Regions from separate parts of the Mus musculus genome. Here regions 2, 3, 4, 5 and 6 are each linked to region 1. A link is a loop called in an ENCODE intact Hi-C map of the cell type or tissue named here. Cell type or tissue: heart. All regions are shown on one strand. Links, peaks and the distances in the headings refer to the core of each region. The heading gives the core; the rest is flanking DNA. Region 1 overlaps Cask (calcium/calmodulin-dependent serine protein kinase (MAGUK family)). Region 2 overlaps Cask (calcium/calmodulin-dependent serine protein kinase (MAGUK family)). Region 3 overlaps Cask (calcium/calmodulin-dependent serine protein kinase (MAGUK family)). Region 4 holds the start of Gm34661 (a long non-coding RNA gene). Region 5 holds the start of Ddx3x (DEAD box helicase 3, X-linked). Region 6 overlaps Nyx (nyctalopin).

The links. A loop is a pair of places that touch in the nucleus more often than their neighbours do. Peaks named below come from ENCODE experiments on the same cell type or tissue, not always from the same donor. Only the 100,000 strongest peaks of a DNase experiment are listed, where the experiment ranks them.
Region 2: a loop joins it to region 1, with 2.3 times the contacts of the local background. A loop is called at or near these places in 5 of 42 quality-filtered maps.
Region 3: it touches region 1 in a loop (7-fold over the local background); 9 of 42 quality-filtered maps call a loop at or near these places.
Region 4: it touches region 1 in a loop (3-fold over the local background); 7 of 42 quality-filtered maps call a loop at or near these places.
Region 5: a loop joins it to region 1, with 2.9 times the contacts of the local background. A loop is called at or near these places in 8 of 42 quality-filtered maps.
Region 6: it touches region 1 in a loop (11-fold over the local background); 25 of 42 quality-filtered maps call a loop at or near these places.

The regions. Positions count from the first base shown.
Region 1 is chrX:13,654,871-13,660,161 of GRCm38, reverse strand. The region is part of intron 5 of Cask (calcium/calmodulin-dependent serine protein kinase (MAGUK family)); the gene reads left to right. It also overlaps a transcript of Gpr82 not described here. Among named protein-coding and RNA genes, the nearest start is that of Gpr82, 3.8 kb to the left of the region's middle. In heart, for the core only: a CTCF peak has its summit at 3,209 (motif pointing right); no DNase peak of the experiment used is centred there; H3K27me3 peaks cover 230 bases.
Region 2 is chrX:13,574,111-13,579,401 of GRCm38, reverse strand. The region is part of intron 12 of Cask (calcium/calmodulin-dependent serine protein kinase (MAGUK family)); the gene reads left to right. All of the region lies in intron 1 of Gm34836 (a long non-coding RNA gene), which reads right to left. Among named protein-coding and RNA genes, the nearest start is that of Gm34836, 6.9 kb to the right of the region's middle. In heart, for the core only: no CTCF peak of the experiment used is centred there; DNase peaks (open chromatin) are centred at 2,571 and 4,311.
Region 3 is chrX:13,517,048-13,522,338 of GRCm38, reverse strand. It overlaps Cask (calcium/calmodulin-dependent serine protein kinase (MAGUK family)), which reads left to right. Exons shown (of 27, transcript NM_001284503.1): 27 at 1-5,259. The coding sequence ends at 168. Among named protein-coding and RNA genes, the nearest start is that of Gm34836, 50 kb to the left of the region's middle. In heart, for the core only: no CTCF peak of the experiment used is centred there; DNase peaks (open chromatin) are centred at 2,678 and 4,118; H3K27me3 peaks cover 2,224 bases.
Region 4 is chrX:13,345,007-13,350,297 of GRCm38, reverse strand. It overlaps Gm34661 (a long non-coding RNA gene), which reads left to right and starts at 2,594. Exons shown (of 3, transcript XR_386903.3): 1 at 2,594-2,913. In heart, for the core only: a CTCF peak has its summit at 3,053 (motif pointing left); a DNase peak (open chromatin) is centred at 3,107; H3K4me3 peaks cover 2,139 bases; H3K27ac peaks cover 2,525 bases; H3K27me3 peaks cover 2,500 bases.
Region 5 is chrX:13,278,971-13,284,261 of GRCm38, reverse strand. It overlaps Ddx3x (DEAD box helicase 3, X-linked), which reads right to left and starts at 3,240. Exons shown (of 17, transcript NM_010028.3): 1 at 3,105-3,240; 2 at 27-84. The coding sequence starts at 3,149. In heart, for the core only: a CTCF peak has its summit at 3,249; DNase peaks (open chromatin) are centred at 2,361, 3,291, 3,731, 4,131 and 1 weaker place; H3K4me3 peaks cover 3,675 bases; H3K27ac peaks cover 2,965 bases.
Region 6 is chrX:13,463,984-13,469,274 of GRCm38, reverse strand. It overlaps Nyx (nyctalopin), which reads right to left. Exons shown (of 4, transcript NM_173415.5): 2 at 1,444-3,165; 3 at 1,061-1,138. The coding sequence starts at 1,082. Among named protein-coding and RNA genes, the nearest start is that of Nyx, 5.5 kb to the right of the region's middle. In heart, for the core only: no CTCF peak of the experiment used is centred there; a DNase peak (open chromatin) is centred at 2,394; H3K27me3 peaks cover 556 bases.

The DNA.
Region 1 (5,291 bases), core at 812-4,811:
GAGTATTTTAGTAAGAGTGATCCAAAAGGAAAGCTCATTCAGTTTTGCAGCCCATGGTGAGCTGTTGTTACTACCTCTATCAACTTTGAGGGGTGGGTTTGAGGGTCACTTACCAGTTTCCCTCAAAACCAAAAGCAGGAGGACATGAGATACCTTAGACTTATCTGAACTTGTGTGTTTCAAATGGGAACTTACTTTTTGGCTCTCCAAGCTAATATCTAAATTGGCTACAACTGGACAGTTTAAAATTTGTCCATCTGACCAATCAGTAGCTCAGGGCATTGAGAGGGAAGCTATTGTGCAAGACAAGAACACGTGTCTAAATGTGTGCATATTAGAACACCATTCTTAATTTCCCTCAAAGGGGACCACAGTAAGCCTTGTTCATCAGTTCAATGCTTACACAAGCCAGTTAGCTTTAGATGTGCAGTGCAGTCCTGTTACTCAAAGCTGTGGTTTGTTCAAGTTCAGTGAACCTTCTGTTCTCTTTAGGATGTGGTATCTGGCCATAGCCTTGTTTCCAGTGCTACTGCTCTCAGGTCCTCACATTCTACTACAAGAATCTGTAGTCGTGGAAGACCCAAGTGTAACTAGAGTTTTAGGATAAAAGCGCTTTCTCCAGCAACCCTAACAGGCTGGCCTTGGCCACCCATCTTAATATGCCAACTCAAGAAGCAAATGACAAATCGTGAAAATCAGAGACAGGAGAGGTAATCATGTGCACATCAAAAAGAGGAACAGTGTCTGGTGACCCCAAATCCCTCTCAGGGTACTGATATCAGCTGTAGATTAGAGGACAAATTGAGGCAAGGAGGCAAGAGTTGTGCATAATTATACAGCCTTAGTCAAGGTGTAGCCAGTAGTTTGTGTGACTCACTGATCATTGTCTCAGTTATGGTTCAGCAAAGGTAGTCTGTAGGCTTTCTTATTGTTCAAGGGAACAGGGTGGTCCCCAGGAGATGATTGCTCACACTCTAGTCCTCACTGGTTAAATTTCATCATCTAGGTGATAGAATCCAAGGGAGTCCTGGTTTAGGATAATAACTGGATATCTTTAGGCACCTTTTAGGCATCCGGAACAGAACATGGTAAAAAGCTGACACTAAGATGCCCCCTTTAGTCCTGTCTCTGTGTCCTTGGCCTCAAAGGACAATGGAATAAGTGATAATTTGATAGACACTCCTTGAGTGATTCATATTGAAAGAAGTAGACAAAGCTAATGAGCCAGATTAAAAGAGATAGATGCAAAATGAAGGCAGACACACCAGGCTTACACTGTGCTTTTAGGTCCCTGGGGGCCTGAATGAGAAGTCAGTGGTTTTTAGGACTATCAGGGGGCTTTTCCCCTCTTTTTATGGATGTGTACGTGTGTTCATGTGTGTGCAGTTGCATGCTCATATCATGTTTCAGAACCAACCATTCTTCCCTGTGGGTACTTTGAAAGCCAAAGGTAAAGATGTAAATGAGCCAGCAATTCTTGTGTTACTGCCTGCCGTGCCTGTGCTACCTTTGAAGTGTACAAAGAAACTTATTTTCTTTCCTTAAAAGCAGGCATTTTAGAAAATAAGGCATTTGACAAGAGTCTGGGAGAAATGTGACCTATCACGAATTACCACAAGTAAACACATGCCCATATCACAACACAGCAACTGGGAATGCAAAGAGATTACGATCATGTATCAGTGCCCAGAATTCTCCATGTTTCTTTCCAAGAACAAGGTCATCTTATTTCTAGCCACTTCTTTTTAATTTCTCGATAAAATTGTTTTAAGATTAAGACTGTGTTTGTGTCCCTTTTTGTCTTTACTCAAGGAGGAGGTTATATCAATGGCCAGGGAAAGAGAATTGGGCACGAGGTGTTCTTTCCTGTACCTGTTAGTGTTTGAATTCAATTGCTCATATTGAGAACCCCCAAAATTGAAGTACTGCAGTTTATGTGAACTGCTAGAACAATTGATAACAGCCAGGCATGGCAGCACAGGTCTTTAATCCCAACACTCTGGAGGCAGAACAGATGGATCTCTCTGACTTTGAGGCCAGCCTGGTCTACACAGTTTCAGGTCAAACAAGTCTATATAATGAGACCTTGTCTCAGAAAGCAAGCAAGCGAGGGAGGGAGGGAGGGAGAGAGAGAGGGAGGGGGAAAGGGAGAGAGAGAGGAGAGGAGAGGAGAGGAGAGGAGAGGAGAGGAGAGGAGAGGAGAGGAGAGGAGAGGAGAGGAGAGGAGAGAGTTTGGGTGATGGTGGCACACCCCTTTAATCCCAAGGAGATCTCTGTGAGTTTGAGGCCAGCCTGTTCTGCTACACAAAAAAACCCTGTCTCAAAAAATACCAAAATTTGATAATAAATGACAACCACTTAACTATATTTTATATTTATGTACATATATACATACATACATACATAGAAGGTTTAAGATATATCGGAGATAAATGCTTTTATTTCTTCAACAGGACAAGCATATCATGTGTTGTAACACAACTAGGGCTTGAATTGATCCCAAGTGTTAAAGGTTGTTTATCCTGACTCACATTAGATAAGATAGCACTCATAGAATCTGTTATTTTTTATTTTATTTTAAAAGGCATTTCATATAATATATTTGTATCATATCCTTTCCCATCCTCCAAATCCTCCCTACCCAAATTCACATTCTCTCTCCCTCCTTCCCCTCCCTCTCAACTTTGTCTCTTTCTGTCTCTCTCAAAAAAAGAAAAGAAAACTAAAACAAACAAAAACTAAGTAAATAAGATAAGTAACAACAAAAAGACAAGGTACCCGTACAAAAAGCTGTTTGGGCGTTGATGCTTCTGATAAGGTGACCAAGTATCTCATATCTCCTTTGACCAAAAATAGCTTTTACTTATGTCAACTTTTTATGTAATCTGAAGCTTATATTTTGAGATCCTAAATTTAATGTTACCCTTTTACACAGTGGATTTTAGCAGTCACTGATAATTCCTATTAAATTAGGAGTCTCATCCATTGGCACTTGCATCTTGATGCAACCTTTTGATATGTGGAAATAATTTAGAGTTGAAATCAGTCACTCTAGACAAGTATACATACCTGGCTGTTTCTAATATTTTCTTGTTGCCTTTATTTTAGGAAAAACCAACCTGAAATACCTAGTAGAAAACAATTGGAAAGAAAAGCTTTGTTACATTTTAACATGGAACAGCTCTGTAAAGTGCTTGCTTCTTTAGAGCTCTGGCCAGCAGAGGGCAGTATATCACCGCAACACAGTTCTTTTTTTTTTTTTTTTTTTTTAAATAATTTGCTTAGTTTCCAGCTGGAAATGACTGCAGTACAGGCTAGGGGAAATTTTTTTTTTTAATATTGAGGGTTTTGTCCTTTTAAGCTCTAAGAAATCTATAAATTTACTTTTTCTAGTGCATGAAAACCACTTTAAAAGTGATAAAGTGAAAATAATTTTAAAACAACAAATTCTCTCAAGATGAAAGCCCAGTGCCACTCATCAGCCATGAATAGGATAAATCATTTAAGGCTTGGCTTTGTCTTATTTTGTTTTAATGATTATCATGAGTCACGTTTGTGAAATATTCATGACTCTAATTATCCTGGAGGTTAAAAGAAAGTCTGGCAAGCTGAGTGTGGTGGGGCACACCTTTATTCCCTGCACTCGGGAGACAGATGGATCTATGTGAAGCTAGCCTGGCTTCTAGGACAACCCAAGCCACATAGTGAGATCCTACACCCACTGAAATGAGAAAAAGGAAAAAGAAAAAAAAAACAGTCTAACATTTTAGCATGGGACAATTTTGTGGTCACCTTGTGGGATTTAACTTCTAAAATAAAATTATAGCAGCTAATGGATACAGTTTGAAAAGTCAAGTAATGCTAAAGGGCTTATAATGAAAATAGTTAACAAATGTATTTTATAGTACATTTTATCCTCTGAAGAAAGTACTAGAAGCGATGCCCTTTCTCCTCCACTGTCCTCCCTTCTTCCAGTAGCAGGCCAACTATGCCGATACTTCCTCCTCGAAGTGCCTCGCAGCTTAGCTCTCTACATCAGGGGCACATCCAGGGTTTTATCCCCGAGAACGTGTGCTTTGTCACTAAAGCTTCAGTCACCACCTTCCATCCTGCATGGATCTCTCACATGAGTACACAACTCCCTCATCCCTCCTCACAAACAAAAGAGCTGGCAAGAACATACTGTTTTCATTTTCATCTACCACATTTCTTTGAATATGCTTTCACTTTTGATGACCTGACTAGGCTTTTATATTTTTTTCCCTTTAGTGCAGTAAAATGGCTCTCTCCCTAGGGATTAATAAGGTATGTGTAGCTTAGAGTCCACTGTTTCCTCAGCAACATTCCTCAAAGGAAAGAGAATTATGCTTTGCAAAGAGACCTCACATGTCCAAGTGCTGGAAGTGTGGAACTGCTTTGGTTCCTTCTCATACCAAATGTATCACAAAGCTGGCCCTTTGTAATTTTCATCTATGAATATCTCTTTCTGTGCTTCTAGAACAGCAATCTAGCTTGGCAAGAAAGCTAGAAGAAAAGCCTAATCCTGCTAGCTCTAGAAGTTTATTTGCTCCTTAGAGCTAGGTATTGTCACTAACATCTATAGTACCACAGCCTGAAAGGATGTAGAAAAATGGTCCTTTCAGAAGGTTAAGGGAGCAGCCCCCACGCCTCTAGGCTGTACCCATCACTCAAGGTTTCACTATTATGAGGGTCATAAATATCCAATCATTGGATCAGGAGACTCACTTGCTACTTGACTATCTTCTCTTCCTAGTTGCCACACATACTTGGAACCATGTAATCTTTACCCACAAGATCTGACCCCATGTGTCCTGTGTTTTTCAAGCCTTGCTGGCCACAAAGGGGAAGTGAATATAAGCATGCATGCAAACCTGTCAGTTCCCTTTGCAGCCAGCTCAATGTCTTCGCTTAAAAATATAGAGGAAACGGTGTTTTTCTTCTGAGTACAGACTGAATTTCCCCATACAGATGAGCATTTCTGCTTCTGACAGATGGAGAGGGGGTGTGGAAAAGAAGAGCGCATGCAGTTATGAGAAAAGGGTCTTAAAAGAGAAAGTAGGGACACAGAGACAAAACTGAACTGGGGAAGAGAAAGGTGCTACTGAGTACAGGAAAGAAAAACAGCAGGAGGGAGTGTCCGGGGTGCTAAGAACATCTCATTTGGAGGACAGCAGTAAGAGGCAGGAAGGAAACAGAGAAAGGAACTGCTATTAAATGACTCTTTGTAAAGTCTATGCCAGCAGGATTAGCAGAAGGCATGAAGAACTTTG
Region 2 (5,291 bases), core at 815-4,814, 81 kb after region 1:
ATTTGAAAATTCTGTAATGCATAAGTTTTTAGGGAGAAAATGGTACTGATAGGATAGACAAATATTTACTCCATAAAAGAAAGATCACCCAGTGGGTTTTTATTGGGGGGTATATACCTCAGCAAAATTGAAATTTATTTTTTTATTTACAATCCAGTCGTTCCCCACCCTAACCCCCTCAGTCCCCTCTCCCAGAGTTACTCATCCCATTTCCTCCTCCCCCTTGCCTCTGAGAGGGTGCTCCCCCGACCAGACCTTCCCCTTTCCTCAGGCCTCAAGTCTCTCAAAGATTAAGTGCATCTTCTCCCACTGAGGCCAGACCAGGCAGACCTCTGCTTATATTTGTGCCAGGGGCCTCGGACCAGCTCGTGTATGCTCCTGGTTGATGGCTCAGTCTCTGGGAGCTTCCTGAGGGTCTGGGTTAGTTGAGACTACTGGTCTTCTTTGGGATCACACTCCCTTTCAGCTTCTTCAATCTTTCCCCTAATTCAACCATAGGGGTCCCTGGTTGGGTGTAAGTATCTGCATCTGTCTCACTCAGCTGCTGGTAGGGCCTTTCAGAGGACAGCCATGCTGGGCTCCTGTCTGTAAGCACATCATAGCATCAGTAATAGTGTCAGGCCTTGGTGCCTTCCCATGGGATGGATCTCAAGTTAGGCCAGTTATTATACTGACTTTCCTTCAGTCTCTCCTCCATTTTTGTCCCTGCAGTTTTTTTAGACAGGAACGGTTCATTATGAATTTTGCAGGCAAATGGATGGAACTAGAAAATATCATCCTGAGGTAACTCAGACCCAAAAGGACATGCATGGTGTGTCCTCACTGATAAGTGGATATTAGCCAAAAAGTACAGAATACCTAGAATACAACCCATAGACCATAAGAAGTTGTAACAAACAGAAAGGCCCAAGTGAGTAGACTTCAATCCCACTTAGAACAGGAAAGGAAATAATCATGAGAGGCAGGGGGATGGAGGGACCTGAGTAGGAGAGGGAACAGGGAGGGGAAAGGGGGAACAGGATCAGGTATGTGGGGGAACAGGAGAGAAGCCCAGTGACAAGAGAATGAATAGAGATAAGCAGCCTCAGGGGTTGGGGTGGGAGATGGGGGACCCTCTAGAATGTACAGGAGACCCACGAGGTGAGACACTCTTAAGGGCTCAATGGGGGTGCCCTTAGCCAAAATGCCCAACATTGGGGAGAGGGAACTCAAAGAGTCTACCTCCAATAGATAGACAGGGTCTCAAGGGGGAGGGACAGGGTTATTAACCCACAGTCAACATTTCTGACCCAAAACTCACCATGGTGGCTTTTATAACATTTTGTAAATTGTGGAATCACAATGATGCATAATCATTCTTAGATGTGTAAAAAATTTTTCTTTCAGTTTATAAATTTATAGTTCCTCAATTTTTCTGAAAATGCAATTTTAAGATGTACAATATTCCTTTCAGACCTGTACTATCTCATTTTTAATGTCTGAAAGGGACTTTCATTTTTGGTTTTGTTTATATTAAAGAGTTGGGTTTCCCCGGGCTATCCAGGAACTATGCGGTTTAAACTTCCTGGGTAGGTATCTAAGCTGAAAATCTCAAGTTGGTATGTTAATTTGGGCAGGAAAATATAGTTTAGATCTCTGAAACTTTTCTCCAGTTTACAACTTCGAAAAATCATCTTCAAAGTGATAGCTGCTTGTCAGTTCCCTAAATATTAGTATTAAGTCACCTGCCTTTCCCTAACATTTTGATGGATTTCAAATATATAATATGTGAAAAAAAAAAGTCCTTTTGCCTAGCACTTCTCAGTTCACTAAGGCACGATATTGGAACTTGGTTCCTGTTCCCTGAGACTGTGAAGGGAGTCTCTGACAGGCTGTCTCTCATCTCATGGCTGCCATTTCATATAGTCTTTCTCACACTCTTACTATCTGTCTCACTACAGTTGCGGGCACATTTCATTATTTTGGAGCTAAAAATGAACTTGAATTATCTTCCAACAAAAAGTTGCTTCAGTGTCTTTAAAGTAACTGGCCGCTAATGAACTTAACTGTTCTTTGAAGCTCTAGAAGGAAGCTCTTCATTTATTGATCTATATTTAGAGTCTTGTTCCAAAAGTTACAATCTTGTCTCAAGTGGTACATATTCTTGTCCTTTATAAGGTTTTCTCTGTGGAAAAAGAAAAGGTTGATGAGCTACACAACCCAGGGATAGTTATTTCATAGTATCTTCCCACTAACTTTAATTATAGAATATTTAAAATAGATATGGAACAGATACCTAAATGTGGAATATGTGAGCAATTATTTCTATTTGAGGACTAAGAAATCAAGAGTGAAATGTAATGCTGTGTTAAAATAGGAGCTGCCTTTAATGCTTTACAAGTAAAGTAAAAGTGATTGACTTCATCTATCTGTTGGAAAGTGCATGCTTAGGAGATAGGAACTGGGTATTGCCACTGAGTTTACTCTGCTTTGTTTGCACCATCTGTAGAATACAGTTTCCCAATGGAGTTGCAGTGACTCCAAGGCGGAGGTGAAGTGTGTCTGTGCAGCTGTGTGTGGTCATATCTGACCCAGTGCCAAAGACTGGCAGGGAGCACGTCTGTCTAGGAGTGACACAGTGTGAGACAGCCTGTTTCCCTTGCAGCTGTTCACATTTCCTTGTTTTTGCCTTGATTCTATGTCTGTGGTTTGTGTGTGTGTGTGTGTGTGTGTGTGTGTGTGTGTGTGTGTAGTGCTGAACTTGGGTAGCTAATTTCTTTAGAAAAAGAATGCAAACAGCCAGAGCTCCTCATCTTTGTCTTCCTTCTAGGAATAATCTATTAACATCTTTCTATCCCCTCTCCCACTCCCTTCAGCATGCCAGCCTTATAAATATGCTTTATTATCTTCAGATTTAAGGAATGCAAATGACAAAAAAATCTATTTTGATGTTACCAGTCTACCTTGAACTTATAAGTCTGGAGCAGAAGTTGCAAGTTATCACCCTCAAGCCAAATCCAGCCAACCACTTATTTGATACATATTTTACTGAAACACAGTCTATTCATTGTTAACAGCTGCTTTTATACAACACAACAGGCTGTAATAGTAGTGACAGAGACCAGATAGCCCCTAAAACCTAAAAAGTTCCCTTTTGGCCAGGAGAAGATTAAGGTTACTTAACGTGACAAAACCATGCAGTTACTTAACATGACAAAACCAGCAACTGATTAACTTCCAGATCATATGTAGTTTATTTTTGCCATGATCTATGAATAGCATTTTCTGCAATTTCCCCCCAAAATATTACTAAAGGCACCTTCCTAGCACGAGTTGTTAGTTGTTATCTATTTCTAAATTCTAACATAACCCAGAGAGGTCTGGTGTGATCCAGAAGGCCATGCTCTCATGCCCTGCTGCTCTGCTTGTGTAACCCTAAGTGCAGCATTTCACATACCTAGACATTAGTTTTCTCCTCTTTGTTGAACAGCTTTCAGTTGCTATGACAAAACACCTGAGATAATCACCTTAAAAGGAAGAAAAATATTTTGGCTCACGGTTTTAGAGGTTTCCATTTGTTCTCCCTATTGCTTTGGGCCTATGGGAAAGCAAAACATTATGGCAGAAGAAGCTACCCACTTCATGACACACAAAAAGCAAAGAGAAGAAGTGAATGGAATACTGCCATCTATTTCAATGGCACAGTCCCACTGACCTAGCTTTTCCTACCAGACCCCACTTCCTAAAGGTTCCACCACCTGCCACTAGTGCCACAAGCTGGCAATTATGCCTTTTAATACATGGGTGCTTGGGTGATATTTGTCCAGACTATAGGATTCTCTTTAAAATAGAGAAATAGAATTGTATTTATATCTAAGGTCTTCTCTATATTTAAAGAAAAACTTGTTTAGTAAGTCAGACTTGAAAGACCCACAAAAAAATAAATATGTACAAAATGTCTTTGATTTCAGGGGAAAAAATTTTAGTATGCAAGCAGGATCAAATAGAAATTGTATCTGGTTCCCAAAGAAACAAGCTAAAATAAGTATTCTGCTGTGTTTATTTTTGTGCTACTCTATTTTTTTTACAAATATGTATTTATAATCGCTACATACAAGTTCAAATTTTTATTTTTTGAAGAAAACAATTATGAAACACACACTGTGTCCTGTTACCTTATATTGGAAAACTCAAGGGTCATGGAGAAGAAAAAGAATCCCTTACACAGCATGTTCTATAATCACCAACATTAGACGGCCACTTCCTTTTTGGTTGTTGATGCCCTTGGTGTAGCAGACATGCCAGTGTTGGTGCTGGGTTGCAAATTTGCAGCCTTGGCATAGTTGGCACAGCGTACAGCTAGCCTCAGCAGCACACTCTTGTCTCCTGCCCCGTGATGTTACTCATAGCTCCTATTTCTGGTTCTTCTTGCTCTGTTCAGGCAGTTCTCTTGGACAGGACTCCATCAGAATAACCTTGCTCAGGTTACCTCTCATACATTTCTTTGACTTATAGGAAGCATGCATTCTTACTTTAAGATGTGCTGCAAGTGTGGGCTATCCCAGGTGAGGCAGAAAAGGAAGCCCTCACATACTAAAGGAACAGATACAAGTCATTTTTCGCTTAACCTAAAATACCACATGTTGAGCCTCCCCAAGGATTCTCTGAACAAAGCTATCTTTCCTAGTGCAACAGTGTAGGACTGGACTATAACTTGCTGCAACTTGACAAGCCCTGGCCAGAGACCAAGGCAAGAAGCTCCACTCTCTGGAACTTCCAGTTCTGGGACAAGATTTTCTGGAGGACTCCCTACCCTTCACTTTTTATAGGGGGAAGAGTAGGTCCCTCTCCTTTCCTTCTCAAGAAGGGGAAGGGAAAATCAAATATGAGCTCTCCCTAATTCTGTGACTCCTACACATGTCAGGCTTCTGCCTCCGTAGGCAGAATAAGGCTTAGGCTGAGTGTGGAAGGAACACTGGCTGCTGTGCAGCAAGCTCTACACCAGCACTGTCAGCTTCCTGTTGGCCTTAGATGACATTCTTTTTTTATTATTAACCAACGTGATTTTATTGCTCTTGTACACAAGAGAATTTATGCCACCAGAGCAGAGGTTGTGGACAACTCAATTTCCAATTGGGTGGAAGCACCTGCTTAGTCTTTTAGTGTCAAGCCAACTGGTAATTTCTGCTCTCTATCAGAATCAGGTGGAATTTACCATCCTTATCCTTTCTGTTCCTCTCAAGATGCTTGTGGACAGCAGCTGCTTTCTTAATCAAATGGCAGAGATTCTTGGGGAGATCTGGGACAAGGCC
Region 3 (5,291 bases), core at 565-4,564, 140 kb after region 1:
CTTCAGCGCCTGCAGAAGGAGTCCGATGTCTTGCAGAGAACATATGCACACTACTTCGATCTCACAATTATCAACAACGAAATTGATGAGACAATCAGACATCTGGAAGAAGCTGTCGAGCTTGTGTGCACAGCCCCACAGTGGGTCCCAGTCTCCTGGGTCTATTAGGCTTCTCCTTGGCTATCTGAGTATAAAACTGGGAGCCACCTCCTACGTGGAAAAAGCCTCTTTGTTATCGGCCTTGTGTCAGCAGGTCGTGGTCCCTAGAGACTACCTAGTTGTAGTGTGACCTACATTTATAATTATTGTCATGTCCGAATAGATAGGAGGAGAAAATCAATTACACACTAATTTAAAGAGACAGTATCTTTTTTAATCAGTTCTCCTAAACTTTAATAAAATGTATCTTTAAATGTATGTATTATTCAATCCTTTGGAATGTTATATTTTTGGAAATCATAGCTTTTTATTTCCAAGGCCCCTAAAAACTGCACAAAATAGATGCTGCTTTCTATAATCTATTTTAATAATAATAAACAATGATTCTGTTACCTTGACTGGGGGTGGAACACTACATTCTTTTTAGAGTCTGATTTTATGGATTGGAATACCTTTCTTTCCTTTATTTATTTGAAATGATTAGTCTAGTGATTACAAAACAGTCATAAATTTTTAAAGGCCTGTTTTCTCTCTTTTTTTAAGTCCTTTATGTAACATGCGGATACTGTGATACTGTCTCTTTGAAGCACCCTGTAAACCTTTTAGAGATTTGAAGTTGGGTCTTGACTCTTAATGCATGTGGACAGTCGCGAGCGTTTATGCTGTCGGTGTGTCTGTGTTGGACAAAACAATCTGTAATTACAGCCAAGTACATTCCGTTCACGGGGCACACCCAGGGGAGTAAGAATAAATTGCTATTATGACTAAGTTGTAAACCTATGCACATCCCTTGCATTTCGGGCAACTTTATAAAACAGAAAAAAAAAACCTGATTTTTATTAATAATAATCATGTAGTGAAATGTGTTTGTAATTTTGTCTCAATTTAATTTGTTGTAAGGTGGGAGGGGGTATTGCTGGTTTCGCCATTTCAGATCTGTGTTGTCTAAGAGTATTAACGTTTTAATTAAGCAAAGAAATGCGGATTTTTAATCTGTATGTAATTGTTTTAAGCACCCATTTAAAGAGAATATACTGTGCAATGAAGAAACCAGTTTAGGCATTTGCTACAAACTGAATTATTCCAAAAGAATAATCTATAACAGCCCTGTAAATTCCTTTAAAATGATAACTAACAGGACAGTCTGACCATTTTTTTTAAATATACTTCATTGTATGTGTTCAATAATTAAATGCCTTTGGGTCCTTCATTTCATTATAGATTTGTTCAGGTCCAAGCTGGTAATCTTTTAAGTTCTAAAATTTGTTAGATGCTCACTGACCCATCGAAGGCCCAGGAATAAGTATCGGTTGGTAGGGCAACAAAGCAGCCTGCCAGGGCACAGCTTGGACCACATGTGACTCACAAGGCCACCTGTGGTCTCTCCTTCCTCTTGCTCTATCCCTTGGCACAGGGGAGTCACCTGTCCTTGTTGCTTTAAAAGCATTCACCATGTCATCCCCCGCCATGCTGTCAGAATCACTAGAGGAGGCCCAGGCTGGGGTTCTCAGACTGCCAGAGGTCACTAGAGTGTTGCCCCTTCATGGATGAGAGAACAGGGCACTGACATGACTCTGGTCCTTGGAAACACACCATCGTTTTCATTTCTTCAGGGTTAGCTGGCCTCCATCACTTTGTGCCTTGGCAGAATGAGTTCTGGCCTGAACAGCTCCTCTTAGGCACTGAACAGAGAAGGCATTTTTGTGTTCATACTCCTCTCCTGTTTTCAGCATCTCACCCTTCCCAACTATTATTACATGATACCATTTGGTTTCTGTTTGTAGACCATTCTTTGTCAGTGCCCAGATGGTCACAACTTACCAACAAGATACTGTGAGAATAACTTGTGTTCGGTCCCACAAGTAAGGGTGGCCTAACAGCACACCAGAGACAGACTCAACAGTGAGCTCTTGCTAGGTGGAGGGAGAAAACTTCAGGAGTTGCTTAGGGCTGTGTAGTGCTGACCTCGATCCTAATCAGTGCCCAGGCCAGACATCATTACTGCAGTAGTACTGAGCATAAGGCACCCTTTTCAGTGGCTCAGTACCTGCTCTACCTCTTCCAGTAAAGCACAACTAAGGTGTGGGAAAAAAAAGAACCATTCCTCCCTCTGGTAGAATCCCTTATGCTCCACTTGCTCTTGAGAGCACATCTCCAGAAATGCTGGCAAGGCCTGTGTGTGACCATCTACCACGTCCCCCCAGACAGAATGAGCATAGGAAAGTGAAGCCAGCTGAAGTTCAGGTGAGCACAGACTGAAAAAGGTACTCCAGGACTCGGGGACATGGGGAACTTCTGTCCTCACTGGCCTTCTGGAGTCTGAGAGAAGAGCACTGGTGGCATCCTTCCTGCCCTTATACAGGTGGCGAAAGCCTGCACCTAGAACCCAGCGGCTGCCCCAGCAGCTCACCTGCTCTTCTCCACTAATACACAGCTCTAAAGCAGTGTGCTTATGACCTACAGGAAAACAATCTCTGAAGTCAGAGTACTATCAGTACAGCCGTACCCCGAGCAATCAGAGGAAATTGCTCAAAGCTTCTTGACTGCTTCCATTTCATCGGCCAGAACACACACACACACACACACACACACACACACACACACACTAGAGCAAATTACCAGAGATTGCTAAATCAGTAGTCAGCTGAAATGTTGGAAAGCCAGAGTGCAGGTCCTTTCTGCCGCCCCAGCCCTACTCCCCACAACAGGAGAAGGAGTGTTTGGATCTCCTAAGTTCGTTGCTTAAAAGATGAAGTGAGCTGATTTTCTAATCATAAAGCAGTAATTACTTCTCACATGCATCGTATTCCTATCTGAACACTGAAAAGGAATGTGTCCCTCAGCTTAATTCATCTGGAAGTTTCCCAATGTCGAGATAACATTGGAACTGCTTTAGCAGCACCCCATCAGAGGAGATGGCTTAAAATATCAGCTCAGAAAGGCAAAAGAAAGAGTTGACCTACTTCTTGCTATTTGCATTCAGAAGGCAGAGTCTCAGGCTATTGGTGGCAGAATAGATAAAGCTGCAGAGTTCCCCAGCAAAGGAAGAGTGGCAGGAAGCGGTCCCTTCCCTATATCTAAGGCCTGGGGCAGGCAGGCCAAGCATTCCTTTGAAGCTACTGTTATCTTTTTAAGCTTTTTATCTGTGAGTTCTGTTTTCCAATCAGGGGTCTCTTCATTAAGGTTACCAGGGTTTTGGTTTGTTTTTTTTTTTTTTTTTTTTTTTTTTTTTTTTTTTTTTTGCAAAAAGTTAAATCAACTGAACCACCCTCCAGGAAATGGGGAGCTACTCAGAATGGAAACTGCTCCTTAAGGGTGAGGCAGCCCAAAGCATTCTCTTGTCTCCCACTGATGGGATGTTCCTTTAGCATCTCAGGTCAGTTTCTTACACGGGGGAAAAATAAGCTTAGCTTGTCACAAACGCTATGGAGAAAATGGCTTGATTAGTGAATTCTTAATACAAATGTCTCCTTGGAAAGAATAGAGGGCACACTGCTAAGCATTCCAAAAATCAAGCCCCTGGCATGCCTCATCACTTCTTGTTTCAGGTCAGCATTCTGGTGGGTAGATAGTGGTGGCTGTTTGTCAGAACTGAACACAGCCTGCTCCATCTGTTCTCTTCGCAAGGATGCTGATGCTGAGGCACACTGAAGCCCCTGAACACATCTTTCTTGATGCCTCGTTTCTTCCTATGGCTTTCAGAAGGGCTGCATGTTCTTCTCATCGCTGTTTTTATTTGGGGGCACTTGCCCTTTTCTGGCCCTTTTAGAAATAGGGTCTCCCTCTCTGTGTGGTACCACTGGCTAAGGAAACCGTACTTGGGAGGCCTCATTTGTAATCAGCTATGCCTGGGCACTGCACACGTCCATTTGCCTTAAACTTGTGGGAAGTCTCGGGTTGCCCAGCTTACAGAGTGAAGTTCAGCTCCCACATCCATCCGGAAGTAGGGGAAAAGAGGAAGCGCGTCCAACCTTCCTATCTGCACTTCCTGTTGGTGCCTTCAGGCCACAGCAGCAGTAGCAGCTATAGGCAAAGAGCAGCACCGTCTCTGGGACGGGCATCCGCAAGTCTTAGCTGTTAGAGGGATGGGAGAGACCATTCCTGACTTCCCACTGTTTGTCACCCGACCCTCCATTAACTCCCTTGAATGAACCTGTGCAAATGGACCAAGCAAAAGAAAATGGAAGGAGATGTTTGCAGCCACATGGGAGACCACATTGCTGGCCCCAAGCACAACTCCAGCTCTGTGTATGTGCAAAACCTTGGCACTTGGCTACTGCTTAGAGTTCAATCCATTCTTTATAGCATGTGACTGAGTAAGGTCCGGGGATGATGAGTCTTTTGGACCCAGGAGAGAATCTCAACAGAGGGATTTGTGCTTGGGAGTAGAAGTAGGCATTCCTCCACAGAGAGTGGCATTGCCTTTATTTTTCATTTGGCAGAGACCAAGAATTGGGGGGTAGGGGTTGATTTCCAGTCTTTGATGTCGCCTGGGATGTCCTCTGCAGGCAGGTGGTGCTGAGACCACAGCATCGTGTTCCAGTGCAGTGTAGGTGCATTGCCATTCAGACTCAGTTCTGGGGTGGTTTTGCATAAAGCTTTGCCAATGTGTTCTTTCTTTCTGTATGTATTATTGCCTTTTTATAAAAGGTTTTGAAGTATTGTCTCAGTGATAAAAAGAGAGAGATGTTAATGGTTGTTGTATATTTCACCGTATCCGATTGTAAGTATTCGCAGGGTACAGCAAAGCCTTAGCTTGCAAGAGGAGCTGAAGGGGTTGGAAAGGTTCGGATTCTTTGTAAATGTCCTGCTTTTCTTTCTCTCTGTGTGTATCTATTTACATGCCTTAGCACATGCCCTCCCATCCCAACCCCTTTGCCCTGTCACCTGAACAACCACAAGGGTGGTGGCAAGCCAGCACAGTACAAGTCGAAACCCTAATCAGTTATCTCGTGTGACAGGGGGAGAAGAGAAACTGCATAGTATTCTTTGTAGAATATACATACCTGTAGGATGCTGTGTAATGGGAAACCATAGACTTGGGCTTTTGTCATTTCAAAGTTGGAGAAATGTATGAATAAAATGTATAAAACATGAAAAGGCACGTGTCTCCTCAGATTCCAGGCCAAACA
Region 4 (5,291 bases), core at 751-4,750, 310 kb after region 1:
GCACACCAGAAGAGCGTGCCAGATCTCATTATAGATGGTTGTGAGCCAACATTGATTGCTGGGAATTGAACTCTGGGCCTCTGTTGGAACAATCAGGGCTCTCAACCTCTGAGCCATCTCTCCAGCCCTATTGGTTTGTTTTGAGACAGGCTGTAGCCAAGGCTGGCCTAGAACTCAAAGCAATCCTCCTGCCTCAGCTTCCCTCTTGAGCACTGAGAGTAGGGTCATGTATATACAATGCAAGGTGGAACTGACAGCTATAGCTTCATACATATATTAAATGGAGTATCATGTAATCCAAGCCGGCCTTGAACTCACTATGTAGCTGGGGATGAGATGAATTCCTGATCCTCTTGCCTCCATCTCCCAAGTGGTAGGTGTATGTTACCATGCTAGATTTTATGTGGAGCTAAGGATTTGGTACAGGCTGGGCATCACCACACTTATGCAGAGTTCAGAATAGGGCATCAGATCTCTAGAACTGGAGTTATAGATGGTTGTGAGCTGCCATATGGATTCTGAGAACCAAAATGAGGTTCTCAGCAAGAGCAGTAAGTGCTGTTAGCCACTGAGCCATCTTTCCAGATCCCTTCTACCTTTCTTTTTTAAACAAATCCTGCCATTCAGCTCTAAGCTCCTCAGTTTGCTGGACTGGTTAGCAAGGAAGCTTTGAAAATTCACCTGTCTCCATTCCAACAGTGGTAGGGTGGCAGATGGGATTCTAGGAACCCTAATGCAGGTCCTGCTACCCTAGTGGCAGACTCTTTACCATCTGAGCCATCTTCCCAGGGAGCCTTAGCTTACCAGGGACCCCCAGAGTGAACCATGTGGAGCCACGATCAATGCAAAATGCAGTGCACTGGGGTCGTCCCAGACCCGAAGGAGAGGCAGTGACCCCCCAGCACCCATTCGGCAAGTTTTTATATGGTTTCCAGGGGCAGAATAGAGCATCAGCAACTAGGCACAATGATTGGCGGAACAGTGCACCCTTTAAACTGATTGGTCTTTAGGGAATGAGATGACAAGGACTTCCCTTGACTGAAAGTGGGCAACGGTCTGTCTGTCCTGCAGAATGTGTCCCCACCCACAAGTCGGTTCTGCCCTGTTGTCTGAGAAATATTAGCCCTTCCAGAGGGGCAAGTGTTTCATGACCTTCCCAAAGTTCCTAAGCTGACCTTTTCACTAGCTCCCCAGAATCAACTTTGTCTTGCCTGACCAATGACGTTGTAACCAGGTTCTTTTTTCTTGTTTTCTTTATGTCATTGTCATGGGATCCTGGAACCACATTCCCATTAGAGTGGATCCCAGCTCTTAAAAATGACCTTGGCTCAGCCCTCCGTACCCTAACTACTCCAATTTCACATTCCAAGTCAACATGAGTAAGTAGCGTCCAGAGCACAGACAGCACGTAGTGACTCTCACTGTCTCTGTGCCTGTTCATTATCCAATCAGTTGGCATAATCTTGTCCAGCCTTCCAAACCACCTTAACCCACACTGCCTTTGATTTGTTTGTGGTTGGTGGAGCTCAAAGCCAGGACCCCTTTAAGGCATCTTGCTAGCTTTTTCCCCCCATTTGTTGACACAAGTCTTACCATATAGCCCAGGCTGGCCTCAAACTTGTGGCAATTCCTTCTTCCTCTGCCTCCCAAGTGCCACCATTACAAGCATAGGTTACCACATTTTGCACTTCTTTTTTTTTTTTTTTTTTTTTTTTTTTGTCGCCATTGTTTTTGTTTTGAGACAGGGTTTCTCTGTGTGGCCCTGTCTGTCCTGGAATTTACTCTGTAGACCAGGCTGGCCTCACAGAGATCACCCTGTCTACCTCCTGAGTGCTGAGATTAAAAGTGCATGCCACCATGCCTGGTACCTTCTGTTATACACATACACCAAATTTTGTTTATTCATTTGTTAGTTTATCAGTGTGACCTTTCCACGTTGGCGCCAGTATCCACAAGACTGTTGGGAATAGTCATGTACTAGTGTTCAGGTGGGCGTTATGTCCTTATTTCTCTTGGCTAAATACTTAGAAATGGACTTCCTAGGGGACTGGTGGCCATGCTTGACTCTTTCTTTCTTTCTTCCTTCCCTTCTTTCCTTCCTTCCTCCTTTCTTTCTTTCTTTCTTTCTTTCTTTCTTTCTTTCTTTCTTTCTTTCTTTCTTTCTTTCGACAAGATTTCTCTGTGAAACAGCCCTGTATGTCCTGGAAATCTCTCTTTTGACCAGGCTGACTTCACACTCAGAGATCCGCCTGCCTCTGCTTCCGGAGTGCTGGGATTAATGGGGCTTGTGCCAACACAACCCCTCGTGCTTGACTTCTTAAAAGAATCTCCAAACTGCATTGCAAAGCACCTACAGCCATTGACACTCTCTCCATCGATCAGAGTCGGGTCCTTGGCAAATGGTTTTTTCCCATGAGCCACAACTAAGTTTAGGCATCCCTATGCTGAGGTCAGAAGCTCTATTAGCCTGATCATTCAACGACTGAGACTGCTCAGAAGTGCTGCGTGGCCTCGGATTGGATCGTTTTTTTCTCCCAAGAGCCCCAGGGTGGGGATGGAAAGAATGGTGTGTTTAGAGGCATTAGCAATGCAAAGGGATTAACTACTCCGCACCAGACAGTCCAGTGCTAAAACCTAAAAGCCCAAGTGATGAGAGATATACTTCGGAGGAAGTAGCTAGGGGAGGGGGAGGGCCCAAAACCAAGCCCAATCCTGACTCAGTCTTTGAGCTGCGAATCTATGGCTGCGATTGCATCATGGAGCCTCCGCAGCACTGCCCTGATGCGGCGGGGAGTTGAGAGGTGGGGGCGAACTAAGGCTGGCATCTGTTCCCCATCTCTGCCCCCGGAAGGATACTGCGTGGTTACTCAAAGCTAGATGACAGCACCTGCCGCGAGGCCCCGCACCTCCTTGGTATTATTATGGTATTAGCTCTGCCTTATCCGGGGGCGGGCAGAGTAATGAGATGCAATGCTGCAATTGCAGCCCTGATCCAGCAGTTTTGATTCTTCCCTACAGCTACAAGCAATGGCTTCCATCACTGCTCCCCCCGCCCCCAGCTGGAAGGCAGTAAAGTAAACAGGAAGTGGCCGTTTCTCCAAGGGGGCTGTATGGGACTTCAGCTGTGGGGGTTTCTTATCTGAGCTGGGAACCATTCAGATTGGGGCGTGGCTCTGCGCAGTCACTGCTTGGCGCTCTTGCGCGCTTGCTCTCTCTCGTTCCCCCTCCCATCTCTTCCCCTCCCCCCTCCCTATCTCTCTTTCCTTCTCCCATTGCCTTCTCCCCTCCTCCTCTCTCCCCCAGTAGCTTTCTATTAAGGGTGATTACTTTACTATGCCTCGGGGATTTGTGTTGAGAGTTAGAATTTAGGTTGAAGCCCGGCATCCTGGTTGCAAACTAACATTAAGCCTTCGGTGTGATTGGAAGTTGTTAAACAAGCACAGGCACCGGTAGCCAGAGTTGGGGGGGAGGGGCATCTCTTTGTTCCGTTGGTCTTACTTCTTTGTTTTGTTTTGTGTAACATTGTCTTGTTCAAGACAAGGTCTCATCCTGCTGCAGTGATAACTATCAGTAATTCTCCTTGTTGTGTTTTATACAAATAAAGAGAAAAGGAATATGTCTGGTGAATGTGCAGTCAGGTATGGGGGGAGGGGGTGCCTCTGCGGGCCCATGCTGAGGCATCCCTTCCCCCTAAGGGACCAGCCACACTAACGACAGTATAGTATAGAATAGAGTATATTCAGGGCATGGGGAGGCGAGTTGAGAGGGTAGTAGAGACAGAGAAGGGCAGAGAGAGTAGAGGAGTAGAGTAGAGGTCGGCCATGAGCACGTGGACGGGGGTATGGAGTAAGAGCAAGAAGGCGAGAGGGAGGGGGTGAGAGAGAGGGAGGGAGAGAGAGAGAAGGGGGACAAGCATCCCCTTTTATAGTGAGTCTGGCACACCTGGCTATTGTCGGGTAACTGTCGGGCGGAACCTAGATAAAATGCTACAGACACTTCTGCGACGAGGGATTTGTTTTATAGCGGTGATGTGATGGGGACTGGACCGAGGGTCTTGGGTGTAAGAACGGAATAGTGGAATTGAGCAGCTGCTCACATTGCCTGCAGCAGCCCTCCCCCATGCAATCACAGACAAGCACTCCACTGAGATAGTGTCTGCAAACCTCTAGCTCACAGACTTCCAGGTGCCAGCGTTTCTAACCTGGGCAAGTGAGCTTACATCAAAGGCCCGGTTGGTGGCTATACATGCTGTTACGCCCCCCCCCCCGCGCGCCCGCCCCCTCACTGCCTTCTCCCTGGGAATGAGAGCCTGGCCTGCCTCTCCACCTAAGAGGCACACAGGTCCACTTCTGCCACATAGGCCCCTGATTCTTCTCCTCCAAATCCTTGCCGTTCCTGTTTTCTGTCCGTGGCGTTAATAACTCTTCTAATAAATACATCCCTTACTCGCAGCAGCCTGTCTCTGTATCACTTTGAGCCCCACATCCGAATATTTTTGGTGGGTATGATGTCAAGCTCTCCACTACTAAGCTACACCCCAATTTTCGTTTTCAGTGTGTTCTATTTTAATTTTTATTGTATTTATTCATTGATTCGGTGTCCTGCGCACGCGTATACGTGCGCGCGTGTTCATGCCTGTGGAGGTCAAAAAATAAATGGCAGGGAGATGGTTCTTTCCCTCCACCATGTGGACGGGTCCTAAGATGGAACTCAGTTCCCTAAGCTTAGCATCTGGAGAGCACTTTTACCGGCTAGATTCAGCTGGCCCCGAGTTTTTTGGATTTTGGTTTTAAACAGAATGAAACTTCACTGTTTTGAGCTCCACTGTCTTTGACCTGTAAAACTGCAGTTTATTTCTGTGCCCTGCCCCCCACCCCCCAACCCCGTTCCTTTGGGAATAAATCAGAATGCCACTGTGGTCTTTTCTTTGTCCCTGGGCTCATCACCAGATTGAGTAAAGCTGCCTAGTGTGCCTGCCTCCTTGTCAGACAAACAGCAGAAGGGTGAGCACTAACTTCACGCACCGGAGTATGCATTTGGTTTTTTTCTGTGAAGAACAGCAGATTCACTGTTCCCGCCGGACAGCCACTACAGGCTCCTGGGTCAAAGGCCTCCCTCCCTAGCTTCCTGGAATTGTGGTAGGTGGGCAGATGGTGTTTCTTCATCTGTGGTTCTGGAATTGAAGCTTTTTTTTTTTTTTTTTAAGCTAATGGCTTAATGGCTTCCTCATGGGCTTCCACCCAAATCCTTGCTAAATTTTGCTCGGCCTTTCTGTCTTTTTCTTGAGTGTC
Region 5 (5,291 bases), core at 789-4,788, 380 kb after region 1:
ATACATCCATAAAATGCTTTACTTACTGCTTGCTGTACTTCCTCCACTCTGATTATCTGAAGAGTTCAGGTCTAGGCCAGCAAACTATAAGGAAATCAAACTGTTTTTAGTTTCAACGTTGAATGAAATCAAAGAAAAATACTCCTGTTTCCTGGCCCCACGTTCAAATAGTTGCCTCTTGGAGCCCACACAGTTATTAATAAAATTTAGAATGTGACCAAGAACACACTAAAGTATAGAGTCTAACACAAAATAGTGCCACTATAAATACCACAGAAAGCAAGTTACAAAATCAGAAACTGGATCCAAATTCAATTCCATCTTTCACAATATTTGTTCTGTAAACATTTTCCATAGTAAAGCTCCTTATTTGAGAAACTAAAACTTTGTTTTGATGAATCTTAGAATTTTAGCCAGGCATGGTGTGTGTGTATGTGTGTGTGTGAGAGAGATCCACTGCTTTCTTCTGGCAAAGCATTAGATGGTACAGACAGGCAGACACATACTTTAAATAAAAACTTCTAAGAGGTTTGAAGTCAGGGCAGCCAAACAAATGGTTTTAAAACACTAACTAGGTGCTCAGGCTTAGTTCAGTTAGTAGAGTGCTAGCCCATAGTGAAGGATCAAGCCCTGATTTTTGATCCCCAGTATAGTACAAAGTGTAACGATTCATGGCTGTAGTCCCAGGATTGGAGAAATGGAGGCAGGTGGATCAGATTCTCAGCAATATAGGTAGCCTGCACTAAATCAGACCCTGTCTGAAAATAAAAGCCACACGTTATGAGTGTAGGATTCATTTTAACCATTTTTAAAAATTTTCTAAACAGCACCAACTTTATACTTGGTATTATTTAGTTCCTTTACTCTCAAATACAGCACAAATGTATTAAATTGGGATAATACTGCCTAAGACAATTTTATCAATACACTCACCACTTAGCACTACAGAATAAAACTGGAATAATTCCTGTTCTCCCACATTTACTGTAAACTCACAGAACTAGTCATGAATATCCTTTGATGTTCTTACTAAAGGGCATTTTACTGGCTTTAGCCTCCAAAGTCTGCCCATCTCCTTATACTGGTTAACAAGATTTTACAAAAATGCTACACACTGCTCGAGGGTGTGTGTGTGTGTTGTGGGAGGGGGGGTCCCTCACTATGTAGCCTTGGCTAGCTAGCCTCAAACTCACTAAAGACCAGGCTGATTAAATTCAGGTCGCTGTGGTCATCACGCTTGGTGGCAGATGCCTTTACCCACTGAGACATATTGTCGATATATAACTACTATCTATTTAGGAGTATAAACCACAATTGAAAAACAGGAAGAAAAAAAAAAAAACAGGAAAGTTGGAACTGTTACGTTTTAAGGAAATGTTACTCGATAAATCTGTGCCGATACTTGCAAACTACTAGTATCGCTAAGCTCCCTGAAAACAGAAAGCAGATGTAACCTCTTTGTCATTAGAAAAAATGTTGCCATGCCTTGATACTGTAACTACCGTTTAAAGCCGCGTTTATTAAAATCTGAGTTTTGGTTTTTTTTTACGAGTTTTTTAAATGTGCTCTGGTTTGCCTGCAGTGTGAGGGTGTCTGATCTCCTGGAACTGGAGTTACACAGGCATGACCTGCCACGTGGGTGCTGGGAATTGAACCCAGTCCTCTTAACGGATGAGCCATCTCTCTAGTCTACGTAGGTTTTTTTTTTTAATCATTTGACATTAATCGAAGCAACAAAGTTGCCAAATGCACTGTTGGTACTCATTACAAACTTGAACCACTCCGAATTCCTAAGCTTTCGAAGTTAAATCCACTACCAACTTATGAAAGGCTCTTGGAAATATAATTTCCAATATAGTTCAACAATAGTATCATTTTAGTATAAGTATCATTTAGAATGGAAAATGTTACCAGTGTCCCTTAAGTTACAATGTGTCACAACATGGAAGATTTACTGTAGCAGGTCATAGGTCAGGCAGAAGGCACCAGACCCTCATCTCCTTGGCCTCTAAATCTAGAAATGGAGTCTCGATTAAGTAATCAGAAACCAGGCCTGACCAATCTCCCAATTTTACTTCGATGGCAGCAACAAGTTATCTGTTGCCATATTCTGGGCATTTTGCCTCTAGAGGATCCCAGAGTGGGCCATCACTCGCAAGGCGCGTGGTCCTCCCTTGCGCCCAGGTAAAGGGCGGGCGTGCCCGGCTCGGGCCGCGCGGTCGTTTCCTGGAGCCTAAGGCTGAGCAAGGGCCGCGCCGGGTGGCTCGCGTCACCGCCAAGCCCGGCGCAAGTGCGCACGCAGCGGCCCTGGCCTCCCTCCCCCTCCTCCCCCCGCCCAATCCGCCCTGAAATTTCTGCGTCACAAAACTTTCCACTCGGGAACCGCGGCCTCCCCTGCCGCGACGCACCGGGCCGGCGGGGCCGAAGCAACCCAGCTGGCTTGCAGGCGAACCCGCTGGCGGGCAGACCCGGGGGGATGGGGATGGGGGTGGGGGGGCGACCGCGCAGCACCGCCGGCCTGCGCCACACAAAGGAGGCCGCCGCCATTAGCCCGCGCAGAGGCCAGCCCCCCTCCCGCGGCGCCCCCTCCCACATTCCAGCGCCGCGGGGCCACTCGGCCAGCCCGCGCGCCGCCGCCAGCTCCCTAATTTCCAAACCACAGCCACTGGGGCCATGGAAGCCCAAAGCCCCGGAAATCCGGGGCCAAAACCATCCACCCGGGCCCCGCCACGCCACGCGGGGCAATCTCCCCCCCCCGACCGCCCCGATCCCCACCTGCGGGTCACTAATCAACCAGGGGACGCGCGTGCGCCCGAATGCGCGCGCCCCCTCCCCCTCCGCTCGCCTGCGCACAGACACAAAAGCCGCCATTGTGCTCGGGCCAGGGACAATACCGCGCACCGAGCCGAGCCGGAGGAATCACCGGCTCTAGCACTCCCCCCGCAAGCATCCAGTCCCTCCAGAGCCCCTAGCCACTGGCCACCCGCCGGCCCGAGCCGTCCAGGGAGACGGGAAGGCAAAAAGCAGAACTTAAAGAGCTGCGCCACAAGGCAGGCTAGGGCAGGGGGCAAAGTGATGCAGCGACCCCCGCGGCTCAGGCTCACCTGCTGGTCCAGCCCGAGCGCATTTTCCACTGCCACATGACTCATCCCTGAAGAGTACCGAGAAATCGGAGTCTTCCGCTGCTGAGCAAAGGCTGCCTCTACCGCAAAGGCCCTCTCACGGGAGAACTGCGGCTTTGAAGCGCACCGCGCGGCCACCGACCTTATATACCGACTCGGAGGACTGCTACGTCAGCACGTAAGACGTGTGCCCTCCTCTCCCGGGCGGCCGGCCACTGCCGTTAGGAGCTCTGCCTGCTTACGGTGCGTTGCTCGGCTGAGTCCCGTGAGATTTCCTAATCAGTCCAGTTACCCGCGTCCTCGTCGGCTCATAAAGAAGCCTTGGGTATATGTGGTTCTGGTTCTCCTGGGTTTGCTATCCCCTGGTCTCCACCGGTCCCCTAATCTTACTGTTTTCTCGAGATCTCGCGAGAAATGATTGCTGACCGTCCTCTAGCCTTAAGGCCCTAAGCTTTAAACTAGGTTGATTGGCTGCTCCTCCCCTGTGTACCCAGTTTTCGTCCTTCTTTCTAGCACTCGTCCCTTCCTCTCCGTCCCCGGGCGTGGAGATGATGCAGTGGGCTTTGTCTGGCCTAACTAATGAGCCCTGGCTCTGCGTGGAGGGCAGTGGGATCACGTGACCGTGGGTGTCCAGCAAGGTGGCCATCTTGTGAAGAAGGGAAACTCGCTTGACTAGTGCTGGGAATGGGAGGGAGGGACGGGAAAACTGCGGGAGGGCGGGGAGGAGAAAGGGGGAAGGGAACTAGAAATGAGAAGCAGAAAGGTGGAAGGCTGCATGGTGACCCGAGTCCATCTGAGCAGGGACTGTAGGGGATGTGCGGGTTGCTGTAGGCTTCAGATCGCCGTTGCCTATAGATAGCATCACTCCCACAGCCCCACTCTGAAGGAACAATAAAACTATCTCACGCGAATCTAGAGCCGGCAATCCAGGACCCTCCCGGGACCCGGAGCCTCTCTCGTTTGTGAAAGAGTCACTTATTGTAGGCCCCTGTGTCCTTCCGCGTGGCATTCCTGGCACCAGCCTGTGGCTGTTGGCACAGTAAGGGACCCCAGGGAGGCGAGAATGTGTGACTGGACACAACCTGTGTCTCCCTGACCGAGATAACTTGCCTCAGGCCTCTCTCTCCACTAGACAGAATATGGAGGAAAAAGGGGTCTGTCATCAAACGGGCCGATTCTGGTGGACCCCGCTTCTAGGCGGACCACCCCCCAAGACTCAGCTTCAAAAACACATACCCTTAAACAACAAAACCAAAAGAATATATTGAGCCCTCAGCTTTTAGGCAATGGCAGCACACAAGTTACCTAAAAGATACTCCTTTCTGACCCTCAGTTTCACAAATAAAACACAGGACTCAGCACCCCCCCCACCTCAACCCCAAACCCAACCCCCCCACCAGGGGCCTTCTGCTGCCAGAATTCAAACAATTACTTCTCATCACATAGTTTACTGTACAAACTCTTCTACTTTTCCAGTTTGTAAAATTGAAACTGAACTTTTAAAGAGATACGGAAACAATAAAACAATCCCTAGGCAAGTTGCTTTTCGGCTTTTGTTCTCAATTTTCCTCCTCTATAAAAGAGACCACTAGACTTCAAACCCCTGTTGTTTTTACTATTCATTTTGTGTAACAATTGAATGTTGCTTTTCAGTTAATGATGGCAGCTACATTTGAAGCCAACCTAGATGATGATGTGGTTTTGTGTCTACATGGGTATCCAGTGGACCAATTCTCTCATATATGGAATTGATCTAGCACGCCTGGCTCTGTTGACCACATACCAGTAGTCCTCAGCAGTATTAGCACCCTCAGATGCACATATTTCCATAGTGCCCCTTTGAAAACCATTAGACCCAAGGATTCCTATCGTCCTGTGGTGGTTTGAAGAATGAGCCAGCGCACGTATGCATGCGCGCTTGCGCACAAGCAGGCGCGTGCGCCCGCGCGAGCGCGCGCACACAGACACACACCCTCCCACTCCCCCATTCAGGTTTGAATACTTGGTCCTGAGTTGCTAGAACTGTCTAGGGAGAATTAGGACGTATGGCCTTGTTGAAGGAGGTGTGTCACTGGAAGTGAGTTTTGAAGTCTCAAAAGACTCCTGGATCCCAGTCCTCTTTGTGTGTGTGTGTGTGTGTGTCCCCACCTTCTGCTAGTGGTTCAAGAT
Region 6 (5,291 bases), core at 515-4,514, 190 kb after region 1:
AAGGCATGTAGGTTTCTCAAAGACAAAAGCCATGTGGTTATTCTACCTCTATAGCATCCCTTGTGTGCACTGAAAAAGCACTAGTGATTGTTTGATGGAACAGAGTATTTCCCACTTTCTTAAAAAGATGGAAGATAGAATGTTCTGGTTAGCTTGCACAGTCAACTTGGCACAACCTAGAGTCATCTTGGAAGGGAGCCTCAATTGAAGAAATCCCCAGAATGGATTGGCCCATGAGCATATCTGTAAGGGTTTGTCTTGATTGTTAATTGATTGTAGGAGTGCACACTATAAGGAGCACCATCACTAGGCAGGTGGTTCTGGGCTGGATAAGAAATCTAGCTAAACAGAAGCCAGCCAACAAGCCAGCAAGCAGCATCCTTTCCTGCTGTACTTTGGCTATGAGTTCTTAGGTGAAAGGTATCCTGCATGGATTAGCCAGCAGCCTTCCTTCAAGTTCCTGCCTTGAGCTTGCCTTGACTTTTCTGGATGTGTACCATGGCCCAGAACTGTGAATTGTATAAATCCCTTCTTCCCCTTTATTGTTTTTAGTCCATGTGTTTTTATTACAGTGACATAAGGAAAACAAGAACACAAAACACTATTACTAGTATTTGAGAATCATCTGGTAAAATATTCTATAACATGTGCCATATATAAAGATCATTACATACATCACCATAACTTCAAGCAGTTAATTCTCGCACTTGGGAGGCTGAGGGAAGAGGAGCGCCACAAATTCAAGGTGAGCCTTGGGCACATAAGTTTGAGGCTAGACTGTACTATATGAGATGCTGTTTCAATATGCATACATACTCATATATGCATAAAGTTTGAAAAATAAAATAAAAATATTTAAACATCTATAATGTCACAGTTACCACTTACTTGTTTCTTGTTTTCTAGCCTCTCCCCACAGTCACACAGCAGGAAATCTGATCAGAAAGAGTATCCAGAGAAGCAGCTGTGACTGAAGCCACTTGGAGCCCATACTCTTTAGGCAGGAGCCCTGTGACCGCTGCCTACCTTCCCATCCCAGCACCTCTGGCCCAGGACTCACCATGAAGAAGCAGGATCAGCATCCCTTGGCCTTCCTTGCACCTGGTGGCTTAGAGCCACTCAGCTGTAGGATCCCTACCTGAGGGGAGAAAGGGCAAGTCAGCAGGTCGAAGGCTACCCAGGAGGGGTCCCTTGGGAATTCTGCCCGCACCTCCACACTTCCTTGGCTATACCCAGCCATTTCCCCTTCTGTGTGTTCATTCCTCCCCCAAGGATCCTAGTGTTGGGCTCACTCAAATTCCACCACATCCATCCATTTGGAAACCCTTAATCAGGCTAAGACCCATCAACAACCCAGGTATCACTCAGGACCCAGCAAGAAAATAGATGGTAGAAAACCTCTGCATAAAAACCCTTAATGGCCCATCTCCAAGTATTGCTTACCATCCTGGAGGTCTGCCCATAGTGCCCCCAGCCCCTCCATCTCCCAAGAAATGGTGAAAGAAGAAATAAAGGCTGGAGCAGGGAGCACACAGGGGCAAAGAGCAAGGACTGTGCATGCATGCAGGGTTGACTGTTTATTTTTCTTTCAGATAGTAGCTGGAAAAGCCTCGGTATCGGATGAGGATTAGCAGAGATGAGCAAACGTGTCTGCCTTTTGAATTGCCAAAGCCAATGACAGATTTTGCTGACAAACCAATCAGTTTTATCCCCAAGCCTTGGCTACCAGAGCCTTCCTGCCCTCTCCATCTGCCAGGCCCCTTTTTTGCTTTAAACCCTTCCCACATTCTGCCCAGTTCCCTGACCCCAGCCCTAGCCCCACCCATCAGCAATAAGCAGTCTGCAATCCGCTTCCCGCTACCAAATGGTATTATAGGTCTTTGTAACAAGGACACATTATGTAACTTTAGAGGGCTGTAGTGGGGACCAGGCAGTTTAACATAACCGTGTTTTGCCCAAATTGCAAACTGCTGATTTCATCTCTTTGGAAAGGCGGATGATCCCCAAACAGAAGGTGGCAGAGGCCCTTCCCAGCAGGCAAGAAGCTTTGGTGTTGAGGCTTGCGGCCATGCTTGGCCTAAGGCCATTAAGTCCTGTGTCAAATTCCGAATCTGAGGTCTTACAATCCCATCAGGCAAGGATGTAAGCTCTTGCTGCTCTGTTTGGTTTGTGGATGCAGCAGAGGCGATAGCTGTAGCAGTACTGGGAGCTGGTTAGGAATGCTGAAACTCAGGCAGCCTGCTCGCAACCCAGACTCTGAGAGATTCCTCTGCCTAAGGGGCTGCCGAGACTGATTCCTGGACAGACAGCAGGGACATGTTTCTCTGACCACTGATCCACAGTTCAGCTGTCCTACATGCTCCTGGTCCCAGCAGCTCCTCCAGGCCTGAGTGGGGGTGGAGGGTTGGCTGCTGTTCCCTTGTAAGACATCCATGAAAACATGCCAAATTCTCACTCTGCTGAGAGGAAATTTGACATTCCCTTCCCATAATAAGGGCTCTGTTTGTGGATTCAGCCATCAAGGCCACAATACCCTGGGGAATTACCAGTTTCTTACATTTGGACCTTGAAAGCAAAAATATGACTGAACTGGTCTAACCTCTGATACGAAGTGTCTTAGTTAGGGTTTCATTGCTGTGACGAGACACCGTGACCAAGGCAACTCTTATAAAGGCAAACATTTACTTGGAGCTGGCTTACAGGTTCAGAGGTTCAGTCCATTAGCATCAAGGTGGGAACATGGCAGCATCTAGGCAGGCATGGTGCTGGAGGAGCCAAGAGTTCTATGATCGAAAGCAGCAGGGAAAGACTGTGCCACACTGGGTATAGCTTGAGCATAGGAGACCTCAAAGCCCACCCCCAGAGACAACCTTCCTTAGACAAACCACACCTACTCCAACAAGGTCACACCTCCTATAGTACCACTCCCTATGGGCCTAGCATTCAAACACATGAGTCTATGAGGGCCCCTATTCCTAATCAAACAACCACAGGAAGGAATGACTGGGATGGGGTGAGTAAAAGTAACATAGGTGAATGAAGCATCCCCCCCCCATCCCACATAAGTCCTTATCCGTAGGTTAAGTGGGAGTGGTAGACACAGTCTGTAACCACCAGTGTTGCAAAGGTCCTTGTGGCTCAGGAAGGTAGAGCTGGCAGTGAGGTCTGAAAACCAAACAGAAACAATGCAAGATTAGCATTAGAGAAAGACCTGCTGGTAAACAAACTCTCCAACCCTGGAACCACCCTGCTCCCCGTACCACATACACCCCCACTCCTAGCCAAGAGGCCTGCTAGAACTGCCTGGAGCCACAGGAGCAGGAGGTAGAGAGGAAGATGATGATGAAAGACAGGTGATCCATTAAGTTGTGAGTGGAATCACGTGTAACAGAGCATGGCCAAGAAAGCCAGCATTATACAAAGAAGCTCCAAAGGCCCCAATATGTATCATAAAAGACTCATCCTGGTACAGCGTTGGCCATTTGTGCTTCTAAATGTTCTCCTGCTCTTGCTTCTCCCCTCGAAAGTGTCTTTTTCAACTTACATTTTCATCATTTTTAGTTATGCGTAGTAGGTGGATGTGTCCACATGTGGGTGTGGGTGTGGGTGTGTGAGTGCAGATGCCTGAGGAGCCCAGAGGCATCTGATCCCGTGGAGCTAGGGTTACAAGTGATTGTGAGATGCCTGGCATGGGTGCCCAGAACCCAGCTCCAGTCCTCTTAACTGTTGAGTTGAATAAACCATACCTGCTTCTGCTACTATCTATGTGTCTGCATTAGCTTTCTTATCCTCAACACAGAGCCTAGAACCGCTTGAAAGAACCAACCAAACCCTGACCTCCACTGAGTCCACTTGTACCTTCTCTTCAGATATCCCAGTGAAGTCTCTGTGCCCTTTCCCTCCCCTCTTCAGCAAACCAGAGGCTGAAATATGGCTATAAAAGTGGGTCTGGTTACACCCACAGCCCTTGTTGTCCCCCTTACCTTCCAGCTTCATCAGACCCATGGGTCAACAGCTCTAGCATTGTTCACTGATGAAGGTTCACTTGCCCAGAGAGTATTGCTGATATAGGAGAGCCTAGCCCACTCTGGGCAGCACCATTCCCTGCGTAAGTGGTCCTGGTCTATATAAGAAAGTTAGCTAACCGTGAGCCTGTGAGCATGATCAACTTGAGGTTTTATTATGGCAGAGCATTAATTCTATCAGTTACCAAGATATAGATGCAGTCTTTCTTAGTTGTGCCATATTTAACTCCTTGTCTATACAGTGCTCTGGGGTGGTCTCCCAGCTAGAAGCTTCTTGTTAGGAGCCAACTTTACTAGCAATTAAGGCTGTTCATTAGAAGCAAGAATAAATGGAAGGATGACTGTGTCTTTTGTGTGTTACTGGAGGGTAGGGAAACCAGAGGTCACTGTCCTTCCTCTTATCAGTCTAGCTTGGTTATCTCACAGCAAGCTATCAGCCCTCCTAGTCTTCCTCAGTATCTCAGACTGACCTTTGAAGCCTTAATCTTCCTTTTAATCCCAGCCTGTGTTCTCAACGCAATACATAGGAGCAAGTTACAGCCCTCACCATGGGTCCTTTCAATAGCTATAGAAAGAAAGGTATCTCTCGTTAAGAAAGGTTAGTTTGAACCTATTAAGGGGATTCTTGGCTTCAGGCGGTCAGGGAGTCTCCTTGGGTGCTTTTGGCTAGAGCTCAGATACTAAAGCCACATTCTTTTGCTTTTACTTCACAGGCATACACATGCCCAATAGAAGCTAGACCATTATGGAGGGCTAATGCATGGCACGTTTAGCCTGATACCGAGGAAACCAAGCAAAGTTTTGTTGTTGAGAGGCAGAGAGCTGGGAGGGCAAGAAGTCTCAACCCCAGTTCATGCCTTTATTTCTGGATGCCTGGTCTGCAGCATAAGACGTTCTCTGCCTCTTGTTCCCACAGAAGTAGATCCGGAGACAAGGACACAGATGGAATTATTTTGTTTGGGAGGTGATTGACAGAAGCTCCCCAGGGGATGGGGTGGGGGTGAGGTGGATAAAGCACTGTTATTGGGCTCCCAGGGCCGCTGCTGCTTCTCCTGCCCAGCCAGCACCCGGATGACTGCTTCCAGGGGAGATGAGGGACTGTGTATTTGCTAGCCATCTTGAGCTATGTGCCAACATGTTGTAGACATTTTGCTTCCTAAAAACAGCTTCTGTTGGGCAGGAACTCAAGAGCCTGTAGACATTGACTGATCTGGCCTTAAGCTCATCAGGTCCTACTCATGAAAGAGAAAGAAGCCCGCCAGGCCT